2 separate regions of the Homo sapiens genome follow, and region 1 is linked to region 2. A link is a loop called in an ENCODE intact Hi-C map of the cell type or tissue named here. Cell type or tissue: OCI-LY7. All regions are shown on one strand. Links, peaks and the distances in the headings refer to the core of each region. The heading gives the core; the rest is flanking DNA.

Region 1 (5,384 bases), core at 219-5,218, 53 kb before region 2:
GCAGGTTTTTCTATGGGCATGTTTTTAATTCATTTGAATAAATACCAAGAGCTTCAGTGCTGGATCATATGGTTTGTCTCGTTTGACTGTCAAAGTGTACCGTTTGCATTCCCACCAGCAATTAATGAGTTCCTGTTGCTCCACACCCTCACCAGCATTTGGTGGTGTAAGCGTTCTGGGTTTTGGCTATGCTAATGGTTATGTGGTGGTACCTGATTGATTGACATTTGCAGTCCCCTCATGACATATGTTGAACATCTTTTCATATGCTTGCTTCTTGGTAAGTTGTCTTTTCAGGTCTTTTGCCTGTTGTTTAATTGGGTATTTCTGATTATTGAATTTTAAGTGTTGTCTATTTTGGCTAACAGTCCTTTATCAGATGTGCCTTTTGCAAATATTTTATCCCAGTCTGTGGTTTGTCTTCTCATTATCTTGACAGTGGCTTTCACAAAGCAGAAGTTTTTATTTTTATTGAAATCCAGCTTATCTGTGTTTTTCATGGATTGTGCCTTTAGTGTTGTATTTTAAAAAATCATCACCAAACCCACAGCCATCTAGATTTTCTCCTGTTATCTTCCAGGAATTTTGTGTTTTACATTTAGGTCTGTGATCTACTTTGAGTTAATTTTTGTGAGGGTGTTAAAGTCTGTGTCTAGATTGATTTCTTTTTTTTTTTTTGCATGTGCATGTCCAGTTGTTCACCATTTGTTGATGTTGAAAATACTTCTTTTGAGACAGGGTCTCACTCTGTCGACCCATGCTGGAGTGGAGTGATGCCATTTTGGCTTACTGCAACCTCTGCTTCCTGGGCTCAAGTGATCCTTCCCCTGGTGCATGCCATCATGCTCAGCTAAATTTTAAAGGTGTTTTTGTAGAGATGAGGTTTCACTATATTGCCCAGGCTGGTCTCGAACTCCTGGACTTAAGTGATCCTTCCTCTTTGGCCTCCCAAAGTGCTGGGATTACAGGCATGAGCCACTGCCCCAGCCAAGACTGTCTTTTCTCCATTGTATTGCGTTTGCTTCCTTGTCAAAGATCAGTTGACTATATTTGTGTGGGGCTATTTCTGGGCTCCCTATTTGTTTCCAGTGATTATGTCTATTTTTTCACCATTACCACCCTATCTTAATTACTGTAGCTTTATAGTGAGTCTTAAAGTTGGGTAATATCAGTCTTCTGACCTTTTTCTCTTTCAATATTGTGCCAGCTATTCTGGGTCTTTTGCCTTTCCATGTAAACTTTAGAACCAGTTTGTCAGGATCCACAAAATACTTTGCTGGGTTTTGATTGGGATTGCATTGAATCCACAGGTCAAGTTGGCAAAAACTGACATACAGCAATGCCAGTTTATTGTTTTGTGATAGCCTTAATCCAGCTAGTTTCTTCACAGGATGATGTTGAAAATATGGGATGCTCATAATCCCTGAATATTTTTTATGTGGATAATTAAACTTGTTCTGGGTGGATGGTTGGATAGCCAGAATAGTAATAACCTCTCTTCCAGCCACTCAAAGAAAATGATATAAACGTAGGGTTGGTTTAATTGTTGAGAGGTCACGTTTTTTCCATTCTTGCTTGCTCTCAGGTAAGGAAAGAGCACTGTTGGTTCACGCATTCCTTTTTCCCTCATACACTTTGTTGGGCACTGATATGGTTTGGCTCTGTGTTCCCACCCAAATCTCATGTTGAATTGTGATCCTGAGTGTTGGAGGTGGGGCCTCGCGGGAGACGACTGGATCATGGGGGCGGATTTTCCCCTTGCTGTTCTCATGATAGTGAGTTCTCATGAGATCTGGTTGTTTAAAAGTGTATAGCACTTCCTGCTTCACTCTCTCCCACTCCACCATGTGAAGAAGGTGCCTTTGCCCTTCCGCCACGACTGTGTTTCCTGAGGCCTCCCCAGCCATGCCTCCTGTACAGCCTGCGGAACTGTCAGTTAAACCTCTTTTCTTCATTAATTACCCACTCTCAGGTGGTTTTTTATGGCAGTGTGAGAACGGACTAATACAGAAAATTGGTACCAGAGAAGTGGGATATTGCTATAAAATACCTGAAAATGTGGAAGTGACTTTGGAACTGGGTAATGGGCAGAGGTTGGAACAGTTTGGAGGGCTCAGAAGAAGACAGGAAGATGAGGGAAAGTTTGCAGCTTCCTAGAGACTTGTTGAATGGTTGTGACCAAAGTGCTGATAGTGATATGGACAGTGAAGTCCAGGCTGAGTTGGTCTCAGATGGGAGATGAGAATCTTATTCCGAACTGGAGTGAAGGTCACTCTTGGCTGTGCTTTAGCAAAGAGAGTGGTGGCATTGTGCCCCTGCTCTAGAGATCTGTGAACTCTGAACTCGAGAGGGTATCTGGCAGAAAAAATTTCTAAGCAGCAAAGTGTTCAAGATGTGGCCTGATTGCTTCTAAAAGCCTATGCTCATTTGCATGAACAAAGTGGAACTTATATTTAAAACAGAAGCTGAGCTTTTATAAAAGTTTGGAGAATTTGCAGCCCAACCATGTGGTGAAAAAGAAAAATCCATTTTCTGGGGAGGAATTCAAGGCTGCAGAAATTTGCATAAGAAGAGCCTCATGTTAACAGCCAAGAGAGTGAGGAAAATGCCTCTAGAGCATTTCAGAGACCTTCACAGCAGCTCCTCCCATCACAGGCATGGAAGCCCAGGAGGAAGAAATGCTTTTGTGGGCCAGCCCAGGGCCCCACTGTTCTGTGCAGCCTTGGGACATGGTGCCCTGCATCCCAGCCACTCCAGCTCCAGCTGTGACTAAAAGGGGCCAAGGTACAGCTTGGGCTGCTGCTTCAGAGGGTGCAAGCCCCAAGCCTTGGTGGCTTCCATGTGGTGTTAGGCAGGTGTGCAGAAGAGTTGAGGTTTAGGAACCTCTACCTAGATTTCAGAGGATGTATGGAAATGCCCGGATGTCCAGGCAGAAGTTTGCTGCAGAGGCAGAGCCCTCATAGATAACCTCTGCGAGGGCAGTGTGGAGGGGAAATGTGGGGTTGGAGCCCACACAGAGTCCCCACTGGGGCACTGCCTAGTGGAGCTATGAGAAGAGGGCCACCATCCACCAGACCCCAGAATTGTAGATCCACTGACAGCTTGCACTATGCACCTGTAAAAGTTGCAGGCAGTTAATGCTAGCCTGTGAAAGCAGCTGTGGGGACTATATGCAGAGCCACAGAGGCAGAGCTGCCCAGAGCCTTGGGAGCCCACTCCTTGTGTCAGTGTGGCCTGGATGTGAGACGTGGAGTCAAAGATCATTTTGGAGGTTTGAGATTTAATGACTGCCCTCCTGGATTTTGGACTTGCATGGGGCCCATAGCCCCTTTGTTTTGGCTGATTTCTCCTATTTGGAATGGGAGCATTTACCCAATGCCTGTATCCCCATTGTATCTTGGAAATAACTGACTTGTTTTTGATTTTACAGGCTCACAGGAGGAAGGGACTTGGCTGGTCTCAGATGAGACTTGACTTGGACATTTGAGTTAATGCTGGAATGAGTTAAGACTTTAGGGGGCTATTGGGAAGGCATGATTGTGTTTTGAAATGTGAGGACATGAGATTTGGGAGGGGCCGGGGTGGAATGATATGGTTTGGCTGTGTCCCCCCACCCAAATCTCATGTTGAATTGTGATCCTGAGTCTTGGAGGTAGAGCCTGGTGGGAGGTGATTGGATCATGGGGGCAGATTTCCCCCTTGCTGTTCTCATGACAGTGAGTTCTCATGAGATCTGGTTAAGTGTGTAGCACTTCCCCCTTTGCTTGCTCTCTCCCTCTGCCATGTGAAGAAGGTGCTTGCTTTCCCTTCGCCCTTCTGCCATGACTGTAAGTTTCTTGAGGCCTCGCAGCCATGCTTCCTGTACAGCCTGCAGAACTGTGAGTTAATTAAACCTCTTTTCTTCATAAATTATCCAGTCTCAGGTAGTTCTTTATAGCAGCGTGAGAATGGACTAACACACGCATCACTGGAGACAAAATGAGTCAGACACTTAGCCCTAGAAGGCGTTATGATGTGGAAGGCAAATAATGGTTGTACAGGCGTGCAATAAAAGTTTCTCCATTTTCAGGTACTCAACTTGGATCCAGCAATAGCAGCATCAGCTCCCACCCACCCCATCCCACATCTCACCCCAAACAAACACATATAGGATCTACTTGGTGCCCTAATAAAACCATTTATTCATTTCCAAGGGCACTCAAACTATCATTTCATACCACCATCTCATTTTTGTTTGTTTTGAAACATAGCTTTTTAAAAATCACTTTTCAGCTTGAGGTGGTCACCTAGTAGTTCACTCCAGGCAGGCTGTAACCTGACCATCCGTCTAATCTCCTATCAAAGATGTCTGTCTTCCAGAACACTTAGCAATTATACAGCTCACATGGCTTTAGGCACCTTGATTATGTATTTCCAGGTGTGTGTTTGTTTGTCTTGGAACTCCTGGAGAGATGGGGTTCTGACTCATTTGTTTCCAAATAGTACTAGTCATGTCTGCTTTGGGCCTTTTTCCAATCCCACAACTGACAAATCATACAGCTTTCAAAGCTTTCAATTAACTGGGACCATTTTTCTTGTCCTACTGTAGTGACAGGTGCTCTTCAAATGGTAATCTTGATTATCAGTAAGAAAAGGATCTTAGGACTTGGAAATGTTTGGTTAAAATAAACATAAAACAGGTTTTCTTTAGAACGTTTCTAAGGCTTTCATATGCTTTTTCCAAATTTATTTGACCAATACAGTTTTCTTTTGAGGCATCAGAATTAACATCCCCCAGCCACTGAACCATCTCAGAAATGCAGATCTAAGCCATAGTGGGGAAATACCTTGTTTTAGGGTAAGGAAGTTCTTTCCTGTACGTAATTATAGTTTCAAAAATAGATTTATAGAATATCAGCAAGATGTTGGAGTAGACAGGTTCAAACACCCATCCTTCCAGAGAGGGGAACACCCCTGAACCCACTTTGTCAGAGCTCTGGAAAACAAAGGTTACTGTAAAGCAACCAAGTAAATCTGGATTAAGAAAAAGGAAACTTAATACTGGTAAGAAAGCTTTGTGTCATTTTTACTTGCCCCTCCCAGCATGGCAGTGGTCTTGAATACAGCAGCCCACAGACCCTGGTCCTTGGTTCCAGAGGGAACAAAGCAGGCCTTATTCACAAGTTATATGTGTCTGCCATAAACCTGTCTGGGAGACTAACACAAGGTGCTCATCTCCGGTTTGCCTGAGAACCTCCTTGGCAGAAAAGCTGAAGGCATTGCTTGAAAACACTGTAAGGCAATCAGGAAAAAAGTGCGCCTTTTATCTGAGGTAAAAGATTATAGTTGAAATAAATATACAATGGACTGCCTAAAACCTGGGAAGAAAAGCTGGGGAGGTAAAA
Region 2 (5,326 bases), core at 327-5,326:
ACAGAGAGCAAGGCAACAGCTACTATTTGGCTCTAGCCCATTGCTGCCATAAGGCTCCAGTGTTGCCATTATCTTGTAGATTTTTTAAGAGACAATGGAAATCTAGATTTTCAGATGTATTCTCCACATTTTTTAAAGTAGGCAATTAATTCAAATGTTTTGAAAGTACTGCAAGGGCCAAACCAAACAGATCTATATGTTTGCATATGACTGCTAGTTCCTGCCTTCTGACCTAGACATTCCCACTACTACCTCCATCCCTATTTGTCAAGTGAACACGAGGTCCAACAAAGTCAAGGGACTCGCTCAGAAGTGCAGAGTTCTTAAAAGGGCTGGCAGGAGATCCTGGGAGCTTTTCTGACTTTCTGGCATTACATTTACATATTCCTTTTGTACCCACAATGGATAAAATGCCCTCTTCTCAGGAGTTCAATAAGCCCAAGTTTTACTCACTATTGCAGGCCACTGTACAATTCGTTCAGAAATTTCAGGTGACTTTCGTTCAGCTAAAACCAAATTATGTTCTACTAAAAATGCTCTCCTTAGAAGGCTGTAGACTTCTATCCATCTTCTTTTCCTCCAAGATTCCCCATCAAATTCCACACACACCTAGACAGACAAAATTGGGGGGTGGGGGAAGCAGATTCAATTTATTAAAATAAGCATTACAAATGCCCCAGCTGAACTATACCTTCATTATTCTATTTGAATCCTTTATCTGGATGTGCTTTCCCCCTTCCAGCTCCCTCACTTCCTGTCACAGCCCACAATACATAATCACACATGAACCAGGCTTTGGCTCCCAACTCACTTCGGGATGCAGAAGTCAAGGCTTTTTGGGCCAGTCTGTGTCCCTAAAGTAAACCCCTGGGAAGCCCAGAAACCAAACAACCCCTACTTATCAGGCGTTTACATACATTAATTAGACATCTGAGCTTTTGGAATTGCAAGACAAAAATTTGAAACTCAAAAGATGTACTTAATAAAACTGCACTGTAATTGTCTATTGACAATATAAGTGGGCTTAAGATGACCCCCCATCACCACAATCCACCACCTCCTTTTGAATTCCTCTGGAATGAGTAAATTTAGCACAAGGCCTAATATACAGCACATCTTCAATATCCCTTTCAGTTGAATAAGCTAGGAAATTTACCACAGAATTTGGAGTCTTAAACTACTTGTTGGATAACATAGAAACGAGTGATTAACAAAATGACCACAAAGTTTTTCAGAACTATCTCTAGCTTCTTATATGAAAGTTAAACTACCTTGAAATATTGTTTTCCAAGTAATTGTAATGTTTTCTGCTTCTGACCTGCATAATACTTTTAACCCTAAGGCTACAACTCTTAAAACCTGTATACATATTTAAAGACATTAAGAAAATTCAGTCTAAAAGTGGGCTTCTGGGAGTGATCTATGAGTAGGAATTGTTTACAAAACCATAAAACTCAAAGTCATATAAAAGCATTGAAACACTCCAGCTTCCTTAACCTATTATAAATATGCTACCCCTTAACTTACTCTAGGTCCTCTTCAATGCTTTTTGTATTCTACCAATGACAATAAACTCCCTCGATATTCAGTGTAAAAATCACTGTTTTTATTTGATTTAAAATTCCTCCTCTTACTAAAGAGGTCTCTCATTTTGGTTTCCAGGAATTAGTTAATACATCTATCATCTATCAAATCTGTTCATCATTTTACAGACATCACTCATACATCCCTTTTCAACCTTCAGTTTATTAACTAGTTAACTTCATCTATCAGAGCACAATTCATATATCCTTTCCTCAAACAAACCTTCCCTTACCAAAGTGCCTCTCTCTCCCAAGAGAGGTCCCCATACTAACTGTACTCAAAGTTTTGTACTTTTCCGTCTTAGCTCTTATCCACACTTTGCATTATTTATTTGTTAACTGATTGACAATTAAATTCTAATAGGTCAAAGTCTGTCTCTGCTTTTGCTTACAACTGTATATCACTAGTATATGGAATCTAATTGGTACTCAAATACTTGTTAGCATAGATTAATGAATAAATTTCCCTCTGCATTGGGTTCCTATCTTGTTTCTCTCACCTGCTTAGAAGGCACTAAATTCCCACATTAGCCCCAATCCCAAACCTTCTCCAGTCTACAGGATAAAAATAAATGAAATCTAAGATCTATCCTACCCTTCTCAGCCAACAAAACATGCATCCCTAACCTCCCAGGCGACTTTACCTAGGAAACTACATATCTTCTTGGTATTTTAGGCTTTTAACTTTGCAGTTATTACTGAATACTTTCCAAATCAGAATAAATGTGAACACCCACGTGGCAAGGCCCACATACGTTTCTCCCTGGTTATATGTTTTCTATCACTGTAATCAACCAAATGGTCTTTCATAAAGGTGGGCAGAGACTGCCCATCTTCCTTTCTGTTTCCTAGCCACAGAATCCATATGCTCTGACATCTCCCCTAAATTGGCTAGTCTTTCTGCTCCATATTCACATCAACCTCAAACCCAACCAAGCTTTAGGTAGACAGTTTTCTTATTTATCAGCAATGTGGTATAAGAGGAATGAGCACACACAAATTCTAGATCCAGATTCAGAGACCTTGAATTCCCAGCTACACTGAATCTCTCTTAGAATGATTTTACATGTATAAAATAAAATACTTATGATTACAAAGGAAACCAACTAACTTGCACCCCAGGTTAAGAACCCTCACTTAGAAAATCTAAGTTCTCTCAATGTTTTTCAAAATGAAAAAAGTGACACCTCTCATTGCATAGTTAGGCATATTTTAAAAGACAGTGTATGTAAAGTGTCTGGCAAGACAACTAGGTAGTTTTAATACCTCCATGGTTAATTCAAATCTTATCAAGGTATCACTTATTAAGTTAGGAGCAGGGGAAAGAGGATCTTCAACACAATTATCTAATATCTATTCAGCAAAAAAAAAAAAAAGTGCAGAATTAAGAAGGATTAAGATCTTAAGTGGTTTCCCAAAACTTAAGCAACATCACAGTTCTTACCAGATCACTATCTAAAGCTTAAGATAACCCTAAACCAAAAGACAGACAGGGCCCCTTTCCATATCCCAATTTTTGAGTGATTTGAAAAAAAAAAAAAAAAGTTTACCTCCTTAAAAACAATTTAAGTTTATGACTTTCAAATATTATGCTGTATTAGCCAAAAATCACATTATTTTGGTTTGGAAAAAGATGACTTTAAAAAATATATAAGAAAACCAACAAGTTGTGAGCTTTCTTCAATATTGTTCAAAAGTTTCCTATCAAAACCATATATGTCAGTCAGGCATGGTGACTCACACCTGTAATCCCGGCACTTTGGGAGGCCAAGACAGGAGGATCACTCGAGTCCAGGAGTTCTAAACCAGCCAAGGCAACGTGGGGAAACTTCGTCTCTACAAAAAATACAAAAATTAACCAGGAGTGGTGGTGCCCACCTGTGGTCCTAGATATTCAGGAGGCTGAGGTGGGAGAATTGCTTGAGCCAAGGAAGTTGAGGCTGCAGTCAGCTATGATTGTGCCACTGCACTTCAGCCTGGGTGACAGAGTGAGACCCCATTTCCAGAAAAAACAAAGCATCTTTCATTTGTGCCTTAAGGTTTGAGGTTTTACACTTAATGACATCCCCCAAAAAAGCTTCTTCTGTGGACATTTCTACAAAAAAACACTTATTTTATTTTTTGAGACAGAGTCTCAATCTGTTGCCCAAGCTGGAGTGTAGTGGCGCGATCTCAGCTCACTGCATCCTCTGCCTCCCAGATGCAGGTGATTCTCGTGCCTCAGACTCCCAAGTAGCTGGGATTACAGGTGAGTGCCACCCACACCTGGCTAATTTTTGCATTTTTAGTAGAGACTGGGTTTCACCATGTTGGCCAGGTTGGTCTTGAACTCCTGACCTCCTGACCAGATGATCCACCCGTCTTGGCCTACCAAATTATTGGGATTACAGACATGAGCCACTGCGCCTGGCCTAAAAAGACATTTAAATTCAGTAAGAACTAAAGTGACTTGACCAAGCTCATGCAAGCTGACAGATGCAGCTAGTTTCTATTCTAAATTGTGTTATTTCACCCATGCTCCTTTGGCCCACAATGAGATGTGACTTACACTGTGTGGCTTCAAAGGCCAGAGTCAACTATGATTCACTACCTATAATTGTGAAATCTGCTCTTCTTTTAATGGGTATTTTGCAAATGTGTACCTTATTAGTACCTATGAAACACCTTGACCAAATGCTCGATATTTCAGATTTTTCAAGCCAATGTTTCCCCAACAGAAAATCTTTCTGATATATGAATTAATATTGTATCTAATAAACTAATATCAAAATCTCCCACTCTTACCATACTCTCATCTCACCTGACTATATGATTATAAAGGCCATCAGAAACACCAATGAAAATGTTTCCAAGTTTAAAAGCAGGAGCACAGAATGATATGGTTTTTAGACAAATTTTTAATTACATGTCTATTTTATGCCTTGCACTACAATGCAGGATACCACTTAATTCACTACTCCACAAAGAAATTAATTCCTTGTGCTTCCACTTATGTCTTCTTATGCCTAAATGTTTGTCGAAGATCCCAAGGTCCAGCATTCAATTAAAAGGGGTAAACAGTTTTTATACCGTGCTAGAAGTTTTTTCATTTTACATGGCTTGACTGGCAGCAGATTGCACTAACATTAAAGTTTCAATGGTGTGCAAAAATGAAAGGCTAGGCATTAGTCAAGGCACCAAATTGCTGACAATAGCAGGAAATGGTACATACAGATGGCAAGGACTAATTGCCTGCTAAGGACACCTGTAAGGACTAAGAAGGGGCATTAGACGCAAGAAACAGGTAGGCTTCAAAGAAAAAAGGACAAGTTAAGGAAGCAGGGCATTAGACTCAAGAAAAAGGTAGGCTTCAAAGAAAAAAGGACAAGTTAAGGAAGCAGGGCATTCCCACCACGCATAATTATGTGAACAAAATCAGCTAGGAAGCAACTCATTTCATACTCAAGTAGAAAGAGCAGGATAAAAATAAGATTAAAGCAGTCTTTATAGCCACATCTAATTAAGATCTGTTGTTATTCCAGATGAAGAGAATGCTACTGCCTCATCAGTAGATTCTTTCTAAACTGTTTCTCCATAGGAGAGGTAATAATTTTATGATTCCTTCACTTATCCATTCAAATAGCTGAGCACACACTACATGCCAAGCAGTGTTCTCGGTGCTAGGGATATAGAGGCTAGCAAAATAAAATGCTCTAACCTCGCTCTACCTGAATATTAAAGCCTAGTGTTTAAGGTCTGGAGAC

Evidence for each region. Peaks named below come from ENCODE experiments on the same cell type or tissue, not always from the same donor. Only the 100,000 strongest peaks of a DNase experiment are listed, where the experiment ranks them.
Region 1: it touches region 2 in a loop (5-fold over the local background); 11 of 110 quality-filtered maps call a loop at or near these places.

Annotation. Positions count from the first base shown.
Region 1 is chr2:86,498,115-86,503,498 of GRCh38, reverse strand. RNF103-CHMP3 (RNF103-CHMP3 readthrough) reads left to right here. Exons shown (of 8, transcript NM_001198954.1): 8 at 1-69. CHMP3 (charged multivesicular body protein 3) reads left to right here. Exons shown (of 6, transcript NM_016079.4): 6 at 1-69. Among named protein-coding and RNA genes, the nearest start is that of KDM3A, 59 kb to the right of the region's middle. RefSeq lists a silencer at 2,826-3,026. In OCI-LY7, for the core only: no CTCF peak of the experiment used is centred there; a DNase peak (open chromatin) is centred at 2,928.
Region 2 is chr2:86,445,090-86,450,415 of GRCh38, reverse strand. It overlaps KDM3A (lysine demethylase 3A), which reads right to left. Exons shown (of 26, transcript NM_018433.6): 3 at 454-609. Among named protein-coding and RNA genes, the nearest start is that of KDM3A, 6.4 kb to the right of the region's middle. In OCI-LY7, for the core only: no CTCF peak of the experiment used is centred there; no DNase peak of the experiment used is centred there.